Linked DNA regions of Homo sapiens: region 1 is linked to region 2. A link is an interaction called in ENCODE POLR2A ChIA-PET data of the cell type or tissue named here. Cell type or tissue: Panc1. All regions are shown on one strand. Each heading gives the region's core, and the rest is flanking DNA. Links, peaks and the distances in the headings are about the cores only.

Region 1 (6,059 bases), core at 733-5,732, 480 kb before region 2:
TGGTGCAACTCCATCCCTTCGTAGGCACAGGAATCTTGCCCTTCTGGCTTTTGCACACATTGCTCAATGCCGTCTCAAGACTGGCAGGTTCACTGCAGCTTTGCTTTCACCTGAAGCTCAGGGGAAGGGGGCAAAACTCTCAAGGGAGAATGTGGAAGCCAAAGGTGAAGGTGCTGGCCAGCAGTGCCTGTGGGTGGTTTCCTTCCTGGACACCTGGGTGAAGCTGTTCACCAGACCACAGTGATGAGCCAGGAGCCACTGTAGAGAGGAACTGGCTCAGACCCTTCATCTGCAGAGGAGGAAGATGAGGCCCAGCATGGTGAAGTGGCTTGTGTAAGGACATGGACACATTGGGGCAGGGGAGGGACTCAGGCTCAAGTCTCCTGGCTCTGACGCCGATCACCTATGCCTGGCTCAGAGGGATTCTGTGCAGCTTCCCTGCTCTAAAGCCCAGAGCTGGCCACTCAGACCCTACCCAGCTAAGGGCTGAGCTGCAGCTTCGTGTGACAGTGGCAGGCAGAGATGGGACAGGGGCAATGGGCAGAAAGAGAAGAGTCCCATTTGTTACATCCGGAGAATTTCCATTTTAAAGACATTGGTTCTTAAACCTCAATGTGCATAAGAATTGTCTGGGGAACTTGATAAAAATACAGATCCCTGGGGCCCACCCGCAGAGGTTTGGCGTCCATGGGTCTGAGGTGGGCTGGGAACACAACACACATCTTCCTCCAGTGCCCAGGCGACTCTGCCCTTGGCCACGCTTTGGTTATACCAAGCTCTCTTGGGTGTGAAGCTTCTGGCTGAGGAGACTCAGGGCCTATCTTTGCTCCTGTGCAATTTGTTGAGTCTCTCTGTGCCTCAGTTTCCCCAATTATAAAAGTAAGAATTCCCTTTCCCAATTCCAATGTTTTATTCAAGGAACTTTGGCTGCTCAGGAAGAATATGGCATTTGCAATGATTACTCCGCAGGTGAGACTTGGTGAGAAATATCTGTACAAATGGCTCATCCCAGGGACTTGGTGCAAACAGATGGTGGTGGAGGGGAGCTTTGAAGGTTAGGGAGTGAGGCCATCCAAGACAAGGAGACTGGGTAAAAATTCTGCATATGATAATGCTCTTGGAAGCCCTTTTAAAAGGCAAGCGAAGGCTGGGCACGGTGGCTCACGCCGGTAATCCCAGCACTTTGGGAGGCCAGGGCGGGTGGATCACTTAAGGTCAGGAGTTTGACACCAGCCTGGCCAGGATGGTGAAACCCTGTCTCTGCTAAGAATACAAAAATTAGCTGGGCGTGGTGGCAGTTGCCTGTAATCCCAGCTACTCAGGAGGCTGAGTCAGGAGAATCGCTTTAACCTGGCAGGCAGAGGTTGCATTGAGCCAAGATTGCGCCATTGCACTCCAGCCTGGGCAACAGAGCGAGACTCCGTCTAAGAAAAAAAAAAAATTAAGACAAGCAAGTGGACAAAACCAAAGCACAGCTGAGCGTGGGGCCGCCTCATAAGCACAAGCCCCCATGTTTCCCTTTTTGGTCAGTCAGCCCCAGCAAATAGCCCAGGGCTTCAGGAAGGTAACTCCCCCGCTAGGCATCAGCACCACCTCTGCTGAAGCTGTGCTCACTCCTGCGCTTTCCGTGGCATCAGATGTGAGCCACTGCGGGTATCTGAGTTGATTGAGATGGTGCCTAGCCAGGATGTGAAGTAACAGCATTAGAATAAAACAGAAAACACAGCGTGAGAAAGTCTTTCTTTTCTCAGGTTGACTGTCAAGCCTTCCAATCCCACCAGGGGGAAGGACTGGCGGGTGCTGGTGTCTCTATCCTCTGCCTCCTGCTGATCTTTCCTCTAAGGAGGATAAAGCCGCTTCAGGCTCAGACCTTTAGCATGTCAACAGCAGCCAGCTAGAATTCAATGACATCACTTCGCTTTCTTTGTAGTAATGACAATTTCCTTTAGAACTAAATCAATTTAGGTAGAGAAAAGGTGAGTCTTTAACAAAAGTATTAAGAAACTAATTTGGGCTTTGGCAGAATTTCTGAAGATGGCTTCATTCATGACTGAAGTTTTGAAAACACTGAACGAACTGGTTTGCTAGCCGGCAAGACTCGATCCTTGTGGTGTCGGAAAGCAAAGGGAAAGCAAAGCTTCGGGGCTATTGAGGGAACGTCCAGATGGGAGCGACTTTGTCTCCTGCTGGAAGCTGGAGTCTCAGGCTGCTGCCCATTTTGACACCTTTGATACCACACAAAACGGTCTTGTTTGTCTTTGGGCAGTGCCAGGCATGATGATCTCAACCACAGTGCTTGTGAGCATAGAACTAGGCGTTGGGCAGACCTTGAATCCCAGAGCTGTAACCTCCCAGAGGTGCCATCTTGAGTAGATGATTTAACTGCTCTATGCTTAGTTTCTTGTCTGTAAAATGAGAATGACATTGGTCCCTAACTCATAGGGTTTGAGAGAAGCTTAAATGAGATAATAAACATAAAGCATGCCACATCTGGCAAATGTAAAGACTTCATACGTGGTTGCTGCTACTATTAATTATTACGATTACTCTTACTACTCCTATTATTAATAGCCACTGTTGTCAGTGAGTTTGTTCTGTTTTCTCAGAGTGCCGGAAGAGCCGACTAAGGAGAACTTACTCAGCATCAACTTTTCCTGGAACTTGTTTGCGGGTCACAGGCATGGCGCACCAACCCCCTCCCCGCCAACCATTTTTCCTGGGATCGTTGCCAAGTCCTAAGCCAGGAAACCTTGTTATATTAATTATGAAGAAAAAGCATGTTTTATTTAAAATCCCGGCTGCCAAATATTCTGCCATGCTGTTTCTCTGTGACAGCAGAATTGCTCTTGCATTTAGGAAACTCTAATGAATTTAAAATATAAATATACCCGTGCCTGTATACACATGTGATTTCCTGCGACCTGATTTCCCTAAATACCAGTGTACACCGCTAAAGGTAATGAGTTGGATTTGTGCTTCAGATCAGTTAAAAAAAAATCTATGAGAATTTGCAGTGAAAATCAGTCCCTCCCCTTTCCCTAAGACCGTGTAGATGGCAGTAAGAGGGAGGAATGCCTCTTCAGTCTCTCCTAGGCCCGAAAGAGACTGGCATTCTGGAGGCTTTGAAAAGAGTGGCTCCCATCTTCCTGTCCAAGACCTTGTTTGGTCCTGGAGCCCATGCAGGTGTGGATGCTTGAATTAATCGGATGCTGAGCCTGGTCACTTGCCCATCCCAAACTTGGTCCGATAAGTCAATATCCACAGCATTTCTGAGCAATAACCAGAGAAGTGCAGTAAGGCAGAACCAGGCAGACAATGCACATTGGTCAAGAGGAAGAGTTCTAGATAGTATGGGGGCCAGGCATGATGCTTCACACCTGTCATCTCAGCACTTTGAGAGGCCAAGGCTAGAGGATCACTTAAGGTCAGGAGTTCAACACCAGCTTTGTGCAAAATAGCAAAAACCAGTCTCTACAAAAAAAAAAAAAAAAAAAAGAATAAAAGAATCAAAGAAAGAGAGAGGAGCAGGATCTGGGAAACTCAAGCTTCTTTTTTCTTTCTTTCTTTTTTTTTTTAAACTTTTTTTGAGATGGAGTCTTGCTCTGTTGCCAAGGCAGGATGCAATGGCACCTTCTCTGCTCATTGCAATCTCTACCTCCTGGGTTCAAGTGACGCTTCTGCCTCAGCCTCCCAAGTAGCTGAGACTACAGACATGTACCACCACACCCGCTTAATTTAAAAAAAATTTTTTTTGATAGAGACAGAGTCTTGCTATGTTGCTAGTCTCAAACTCCTGGCCTCAAGCAATCCTCCCACCTTGGACTCCCAAAGTGCTGGGATTACAGGCATGAGCTACCATGCCTGGCCTCAAACTTCATCTAATAACAGCAGCGGTGGCTACCCCTCTCCATGGTGCCAGCCAAGAATGTGAACCCAATGCTACTCAAATGTCTGATTTTCAAGAAAAGCTGGGAATCTGTATCTTTAATGGGAAATGTTCTGTGTTCCGATTTTCAAATGTGGCCAAGCAATTAAAATAAAACTAAAATACTCTTGGAGTCAATCTTCTATCCACCAAGTTAAACTTGAGCTGTGAGCAGAGTGTATTTCAAGCTGCCAATTTGCAACTTCTGACCTATGCAAACTGTTTTGTGGCTCTATCCCTGGGAAGATTCTAGAGTTCTAGGGTTTTAAAAGCCCAGAAATGTAAACATTGTTTTAATTGAAAGCACCTCCTTTGCAGGGGAGAGGAGAAGCCTTTGTCTTTCTTCTTTCTAGGGATGGGCTGAGATAAGCAGGCAAGCTTGACAAACATTGTCCTCTGGTTTCTGGGCTTGGAGAGGCCAAATTCCATTATGGCTGAGCCCAGCTGGGCCCCAAATCACTCTAAGAATCCTAGCAAGAAGAGATTTCTAAGACAGTCCACGCCTTATTTACAGTTAAGCAGGCCTCCTGTGATGAATGTGGAGTCAGACAGACCTGGCCCCAATCCTGGCCAGAAAGTCATTTTAACATCTCTGGGTTTGTATCTCATCCATAAAACAGGGATAATGATATGAGGTTGTGCTGGACAGGTGCTCAAAAATGATATGTTAGGAAAACCAAACCTCGAGTAGAACAGCAAGGCACAATGAATGATGCCCTGGAGTTCACAGCAATGATTTTTGACCCATATCTCTTGGGCTAGTGGATATCAGAATAAAAATCTCCATGACAGATGATCCCAAAGAACAGTCCTCATTTGCTACATGATCTGAATTCATGGGAGAGTACCTGGGTGTCTTTCCAATGAATAGTGACCACAGATCCTATAGCTGCCTTTCTTTGGAGTTTCAGAGACACGTGGAGTCCATTACACTCCACCCAGCAAACATGTGCCTGGTCTAAGAGGCCTTTCCCTACAGGAAAAGCCATGTCCCTGAAGCTGTACGAACCAAAGAAATCTCATCCTCACCCAGGGCCCCAGACAGGAGACTGGCTACACGGAAACCAGTCTGTAATCCAGAGCTCAGCTCTGCCACTCATCAGCTGTATGACTTGGGACAGGCCCAGTTTTCCAGCTTCGTTTCTGTAAAATGGGAGCATAGTAGGAATTACTTCTTGGGGTCCTTCCAGAGATGAACCAATTCATGGAAAGTTCAGGGGCTAGCACTCAGGACTTCTCATTAAATGGTAGCAGTTAGTTATGACTTTTAGCTGTGTGGGGCTGGAGAGGCCACCCAGCCCAGCTGGCTATGTGGCTTCTTTACCCCCATGACGCCCCAAACTCTCCAAAGCATCTGAACGACTTGGCCACTTTCCCCTGATGTCTGTATGCCAGCCTGTGGAACACAAGCCGCCTTCCCGACCACCTGTCTGGCACACATCTGGGGTAAGAAAGCATTCCAAAGCCCCGAATCCTCTCTTTGGAATTGACTAAGCTCATTGCCTGAAGGCTAACTCTCATATTTTCTCTTTTATCCATTATTGACTTATAATTTCATTGCTAACCCTAAAAATTCAATGGGGTTTGCAAAAAAGGGATTTTTCGGGACCATTATCCTTTTGTGAACTTCAAACATACCGTGTCAACGTTTCTCCTTGCCCGCAAAGTTTAGGATCTAATTCTTTCCGACTGGTATGTTCTCTGGGCCCCGCGTGGGCCTCCGATGATTTCTCCTGCCTTTCTCTAGACCTGTGGTATTTCTGCTGTGTCTCGGCCTCAGACACCAACAAGCCATCAAATGATGTAGGGGCTTGACAACAATTTGTAATTACAACCACCACACACACACAAGTCATGATTTGAAAAGAAAACCCTTTCAGAAGTGAGTCACTTGGCAACTTAATACAGAGCTAAGATAGGTGTCTGAGCACAGTTGACGGAAAAGAAAGGAGAAGCTATTGTTTTAAAAACATGCTAATCAGAAAACTGTAACTTAATCTGCTTCATTCAGGAAACGCTCTATGGAGTGAAATGGGGAACAAAATGCAAAGGTACTTAATAAGACAGAGAGGTTATGACTGTTATTTTAGTTCTTATCCTCTGCCCACTTTCTACCACCCCTCCCGAACAAGGC
Region 2 (6,059 bases), core at 749-5,748:
TACTTTAAATGGGTGAACTGCATGGTATGTGACTAAACTTATTTTTTAATTCTGGAGTTTAAATTGGCATAATTACCACTATCTTATCTCTGTGTAACTGCTTTGTATTTTAATTTTGAGTACATTTTATTGGAAAAGAATATACAACTCTGGGAAACAGGCAGGATAAGAATTATTATTCCCATTTTACAGTAAGCAGAGGTCCACAGAGCTTCTGTTTTCTTTCCACTGCCTGGCTGAGTTCCTGCAGGACTCAGGGAAGAATGTAAATTACGGTGGAAGAAGGGGACCACAGGTCTTAGCACCCCAAATCAGGAAGGGATGATAACTAGCTCTTGCCAGATGTCTAGAAATGTTCTGTAGGTGGATCATACAGACATGCTACTAAACAAAAGGCATTGAAAAATGGCAGGTGGATTACTGAAATGTAATTCTTAATAGCATGAAATTCAGGTTAAACAATTTAGCTAAAAATGCAGGGGAGGGGGAAGAGTCACCTCTTTACTTGATATCTGGTGGGGTGAAAATACACCCAATTAGATGTGTCCATATAATTTTCACATCAAACATCCTGTGCTCCCAAAGGCAACTAATGGCACAGCTTGCTATGGATTTTCCCAAGTTTTCAAGAACAGTGACAGCCCTCTTCAACAAAGCCACTTAACATAACACAAGGTTAAAGTGGGAACCGCAAACACTTGCTTTTCTTAATTTACACCTTTCATTTACTTCCCCAGAAATGTCATAAAGGAACCATAGAATTTCTGATGTACTGTCAATAGATGGTTCCTTTCAAGAACAGCATTTAGAAAGAAAATGTGAATAATCCTACAAGGTAATCTGGAGCTATAACTTAAAACAAATAATAATTAGCATTTTGGGAGAAGAAAGATGATTTTGGTCTGGGTCTCTCACTTTAACAACAACAACAAAAAGACTAGTTCAGGTGTGGTGTTTCACGCATGTAATCCCAGCACTTTGGGAGGCAAAGGCAAAAGGATCACTTGAGGCCAGGAGTTCGAAACCAGCCTAGGCAATAGGGTAAGACCCTGTCTCTACAAAAAATAAAAAAGTTAGCCAGGCATGGTAATTCACACCTATAGTCCCAGCTGCTCAGGAGGCTGATGCTGGAGGATTGCTTGAGTCCAGGAGCTAAAGGTTGCAGTGAGCTATGATCAAGTCAGTATATCCCAGCCTGGGTGACAGAGCAAGATCCTGTCTTTTTTTTTTTTTTTTTTTTTTGAGATGGAGTCTTGCTCTGTTGCCTACGCTGGAGTGCAGTGGCGTGATTTCGGCTCACTACAACCTTCGCCTCCTGGGTTTAAGTGATTCTCCTGCCTCAGCCTCCCCAGTAGCTGGGATTACAGGCACGTGCCACCACGCCTGGCTAATTTTTGTATTTTTAGTAGAGACAGGGTTTCACCATGTTGGCCAGGTGTGTCTCGAACTCCTGACCTCAGGTGATCAACTCGCCTCAGCCTCCCAGAGTGCTAGGATTACAGGCCCCGGCTGTAAGATCCTGTCTTTAAAAACAAAATGAAACAAACAAACAAACAAAAAACTATTAGGTAAGTGGAAAACTAGGATTTTGACAAATGCAAATGCAATGACTTCACATTATCTCTTTCACTAACCAGGTAGGATCTAAACCCATGCTGCACCACAGCAAACAAAATTCAGCTCACAGGGAGCTATTCTCTGCACCACAGACCTTTCACAGCTTGAGAAGCTACTAGCTTTTACATCATCATGTCTGTGCAGCTTTAATCTTTTCTCTTTTTTTGAAGAATACCCTAGTAAACCAGAAAGATATTTTTTAAACACATAAAGTAATTGGCAACATTAAAAAAAATACATTTGCAAATTGGGTTGCCATTCATTTAAAGATACTCTTTTTTTCTTTTTTCTTTTTTTTTTGGACACAGAGTTTCGCTCTTGTCGCCCAGGCTGGAGTGCAATGGCACGATCTCAGCTCACTGTAAACTCCACCTCCCAGGTTCAAGCGATTCTCCTGCCTCAGCCTCCAGGAGAGCTCGGATTACAGGTGCCCATCACCACTCCCGGCTAATTTTTGTATTTTTAGTAGAGATAGGGTTTCACCATGTTGGCCAGGCTGGTCTCGAACTCCTGACCTCAGGTGATCTGCCCGCCTCTGCCTCCCAAAGTGCTGGGATTACAGGCATAAGCCACCATTACCCCGCCCATTTAAAGTATTCTTTTCAGGCTGGGCACTGTGGCTTATACCTGTAATCCCAGCATGCTTTGGGAGACTAAGGTGAGAAGATTGCTTCAGCCCAGGAGATCAAGGTTACAGTGAGTTATGATCTGGACAACAGAGCCAGACCCTGTCTCTAAATAAATAAATAAATAAATACTTTCCTATATCTGAGTCTATTCTTTAGTTGCTCAATGAACACATTAAAGCTGAGCTTCTCAGCTTTGGCACTGTTGATGTTTTTGATAATTCTTTGGGAGGGTGAGGGGTTGCCCTAGCAGCATCCCTGCCCTGTGCCCATGAGATGATGACAGAAGTACCCCCTGCCCAGCTGTTACAACCAACACTGTATCCAGATGTCTCCTGGGGAACAAAATTGCCCCAGCTGAAAACTACTGAGGTAAAGGCAACTGGTATGAAAATCTGCCTATGGCGTGGAGGCCCCAGCTTTAAAGTTTATTTGGATCACTGTAGTAGTCAGTAGCAACATTAAAACCATCCCATTCAAATCCAAATACTCAACCGAGATCAGGAAACCCAGCAAAATATGGTGCTGGTGTCAATGTGTGATGAGCCCCGCAGTGATGAGTGTGCAGCCGTCAGCAGTGTGCCAAGGTCCCGCACAGTCCGACAACTCTTTTAAATGTCCCTAATATTTATAAATGTATGAAGTGACAGGATTGACATTAGCAAGATTAATATGTTGCTAATTGACATTAGCAAGATATGGAAGGAGGGGTTCCCATATGTGTTTACGTCTTGTTAAAATCACACAGCTTTAGTAATCTGCTAATCATAATAGCCCAGTCACTCAAGAAAACTCTAACCACCCCCTTTTTGGACAACGGGAAGAGGGGTGTGGGCTGGTGGTAGCAAACTGGCAAAACAATGATATTTTTATCTCTGATCTCTTTAAAGAAATAATCCAAATACAAAATAATAAAGAGTCCATCTAATTCACAAATCCAGAATGTTCTGCATAAAGTAAGTCCAAGTATCTAAAAGATCCAAGATGACGTCTGTGCTCCAGGAAGAAAGGTGCCAGCTTCAACACCCTGGCTGACCTTTGGTGTGTTAGTCAGCCTGCGACCGCCCCAGAAACCACCCAGAGGTGACCAGCTACAGCCAGCTCACCAGCGGCCGACACCAGAGTCAACAGCAGCACCGGATGTGGAATGGACAAACCCCAGACCCAGCACACGACCCTGGTGCCTCTCTTACAGAGCAGAGAAATGCTATAACGTATCATCATTCCTGGGGTGTGGTCTGTTTTCTGGACGCTGCGCCAGCAACTCGCACATGGAGTCGTCCAGGCCGCAAGGATGGGCGGCAGGCAGCAGGGCCAGGCAGTCCGGTGTGGTGAGTCACACTGAGGCCCGCAGGTTGGGAAGCAAATAAAAAAGGAGATCGGGAAGCAGCTCTGCAGGGCGGAGCCAAGAATGTCTTGTGACCTTTGTTTTTTTTTTTTTCTTAAAGACGGGGTCTCACAGTCGCCCAGGCTGGAGTGCAGTGGTGCAATCACAGCTCACTGCAGCCGCAAACCCCTGGGCTCAAGCGATCCTCCCGCCTCAGCCTCCTGAGTAGCTGGAGCTATAGGAGCACACCACCACCCCCAGCTAATTTTTTTGATTTTTTTTTTTTTTTTTTTTTTTTTTTTTTGGTAGAGACCGGGTCTTGCTTTGTTGCCCAGCCTAGTCTGAAACTTCTGGGCTCAAGTGATCCTTCTGCCTCAGCCTCCCAAAGTGCCGGAATTACGGAGTGAGCCACCCTTTTAAATCCAAACACTTTGGTGATCATGAAAATTTAGGCTTTCAGAGTTGACCATCACCAAGATGATAATTCAACATTTCTTTCTCTGGAGGACCCAAGCAGGACAGGGAACAGAGCTTATGAATTCCACCTGTGGTCAACGAGTTGTAGACTGGAAAGACACCTGCTTGAGAAGTGAGGTGGACCACACAGGATGTCTGAGTGCCGATCACCTTTATGTTTCTCTCTATCTCTCTCTCTGTCTCTCTCTCTCTCTCTCTCTCACACACACACACACACACACACACACACACGACCTGGCCCTGCCCTAGGTACACATGGCTGGCCACCAGCACCTAACTAGGGTCCACTTCCATTCCTGGGGACATGAACAGCATAGTTGCTCTAGCTCAGGGGCTGGGAGCATCACTTGGCACTTAACACCTGAATTTATTAAGAAACCTCAAAACCATGGTCTTCACATTTTTACCTGGACAGCAGAAAAGGTCTCAGGCCCAGTGCCATCACAATCATGATGTATGGAGACTCGTGCTGCTTCTTTTTTCATTTCTTCCCAAAAGGCAGGCAAGAAACAACAGATTGCTTGCTACAGATCGAGGCAAGAACCAATACACAACAGCCCGAGTCACCTGTGTGCACCACAAATAAAAACTTCTCATATTCCACTGCCAGTTTCCCAAGCATGCACAAGATTTTGGGTTGGCTCTTTTTATTTAAGTAGTTTAAAAGCAACTGATTGGCTGGGTGTAGTGGCTCACGCCTGTAATCCCAGCACTTTGGGAGGCCAAGGCAGGACGCTCACCTGAGGTCAGGAGTTCGAGACCAGCCTGGCCAACATGGTGAAGCCCGGTCTCTACTAAAAATACAAAAATTAGCTGGAGGCGGTGGCACACGCCTGTAATCCCAGCTACTCAGGAGGCTGAGGCTGGAGAATCGCTTGAACCCGGGAGGCGCAAGTTGCAGTGAGGCGAGATCCCACCACCGTACTCCAGCCTGGGTGACAGAGCAAAACTCCATCTCAAAAGAAATAAAAAATAAAGGCCAGGCGCGGTGACTCACGCCAGTAATCCCTCCCTTTGGAAGGCTGAGGCGGGAGGATCACAAGGTCAGGAGATCTACACCATCCTGGCTAACACGGTGAAACCCCGTCTCTGCTAAAAATACAAAAAATTAGTCGGGCGTGGTGGCGGGTGCCTGTAGTCCCAGCTACTCTGGAGGCTGAGGCAGGAGAATGGTGTGAATCCAGGAGGCAGAGGTGCAGTGAGCCGAGATCGTGCCACTGCACTCCAGCCTGGGCGACAGAGCAAGACTCCGTCTCAAAAAATAAATAAACTAATTAATTAATTAAAATAAAATTAAAAATTTTTAAAAAGCAAGTGATTAAAAAGCTCTTCCACCTCCCTTATTAAAACAGTAATTTATTAAAACAATCATTCTCCTTGGAGAGTACTGCTGAAGCAGAGTGCACCCACAATTCCACTTACTCCAGCATCCACAGTCCCAGCCAGCCCCTGACCTGGAGGAATCCACTCATGGGGGGTGGGGGGGAGTCCTCCAAGGATCTGCACCAATGTGACCTGCCTGATAGTGTCTGTCACATTGATAGTGACCTGCCTGATAGTGTCCCTCCATTGACAGGGTCTCTATTGTGCTAGGCCTATGAGCCTAGGGGCAGCCAACTCACACACAACTCGCCCTGCCATGTCAGCTCTCAGCTTGGTTGCAGTCCAGGCACCAGGAAGGCTTGGTCCCGTGCCCAGTCCCAACACTGATAACATTCCCTACAGCTGCTGCCCAGAACGGAAAAGGTAAAAGATTCCTCCCTCCTGAGTGTGAACTTGGGGAGAGAGGTGGCGGGGGGACGGGGTGAGAATAAAGACGAGAAAAGGAGGGGTTTCCTGAAATTCCCCTGGAGTTCCTTTTAGCACCAAGGGAATCGGTACCATATCTTCATGTCTGTTCTGGGATCTCAGAGACAGACTCTCAAGCTTCTCTTGCTCCAGTGGACCCTCAAAGCAAAAACTCTCCCATGTCCTCCTGCAGCATTTAACCCTCTGCTTGCCAACACAGCAGT

What was found. ChIA-PET counts read pairs that join two places held together with the same protein. Peaks named below come from ENCODE experiments on the same cell type or tissue, not always from the same donor. Only the 100,000 strongest peaks of a DNase experiment are listed, where the experiment ranks them.
Region 1: POLR2A ChIA-PET joins it to region 2 with 13 read pairs; 2 of 35 experiments call an interaction of 5 or more read pairs at or near these places.

The regions. Positions count from the first base shown.
Region 1 is chr10:113,554,241-113,560,299 of GRCh38, reverse strand. The region is part of intron 1 of HABP2 (hyaluronan binding protein 2); the gene reads right to left. Among named protein-coding and RNA genes, the nearest start is that of HABP2, 4.2 kb to the right of the region's middle. RefSeq lists a silencer at 596-890 and enhancers at 1,412-2,092, 2,093-2,773. In Panc1, for the core only: a CTCF peak has its summit at 4,371; no DNase peak of the experiment used is centred there; H3K27me3 peaks cover 684 bases.
Region 2 is chr10:113,071,319-113,077,377 of GRCh38, reverse strand. All of the region lies in intron 5 of TCF7L2 (transcription factor 7 like 2), which reads right to left. Among named protein-coding and RNA genes, the nearest start is that of SNORA87, 29 kb to the right of the region's middle. RefSeq lists enhancers at 535-1,128, 2,439-3,208. In Panc1, for the core only: no CTCF peak of the experiment used is centred there; a DNase peak (open chromatin) is centred at 3,517; H3K4me3 peaks cover 591 bases; H3K27ac peaks cover 5,000 bases.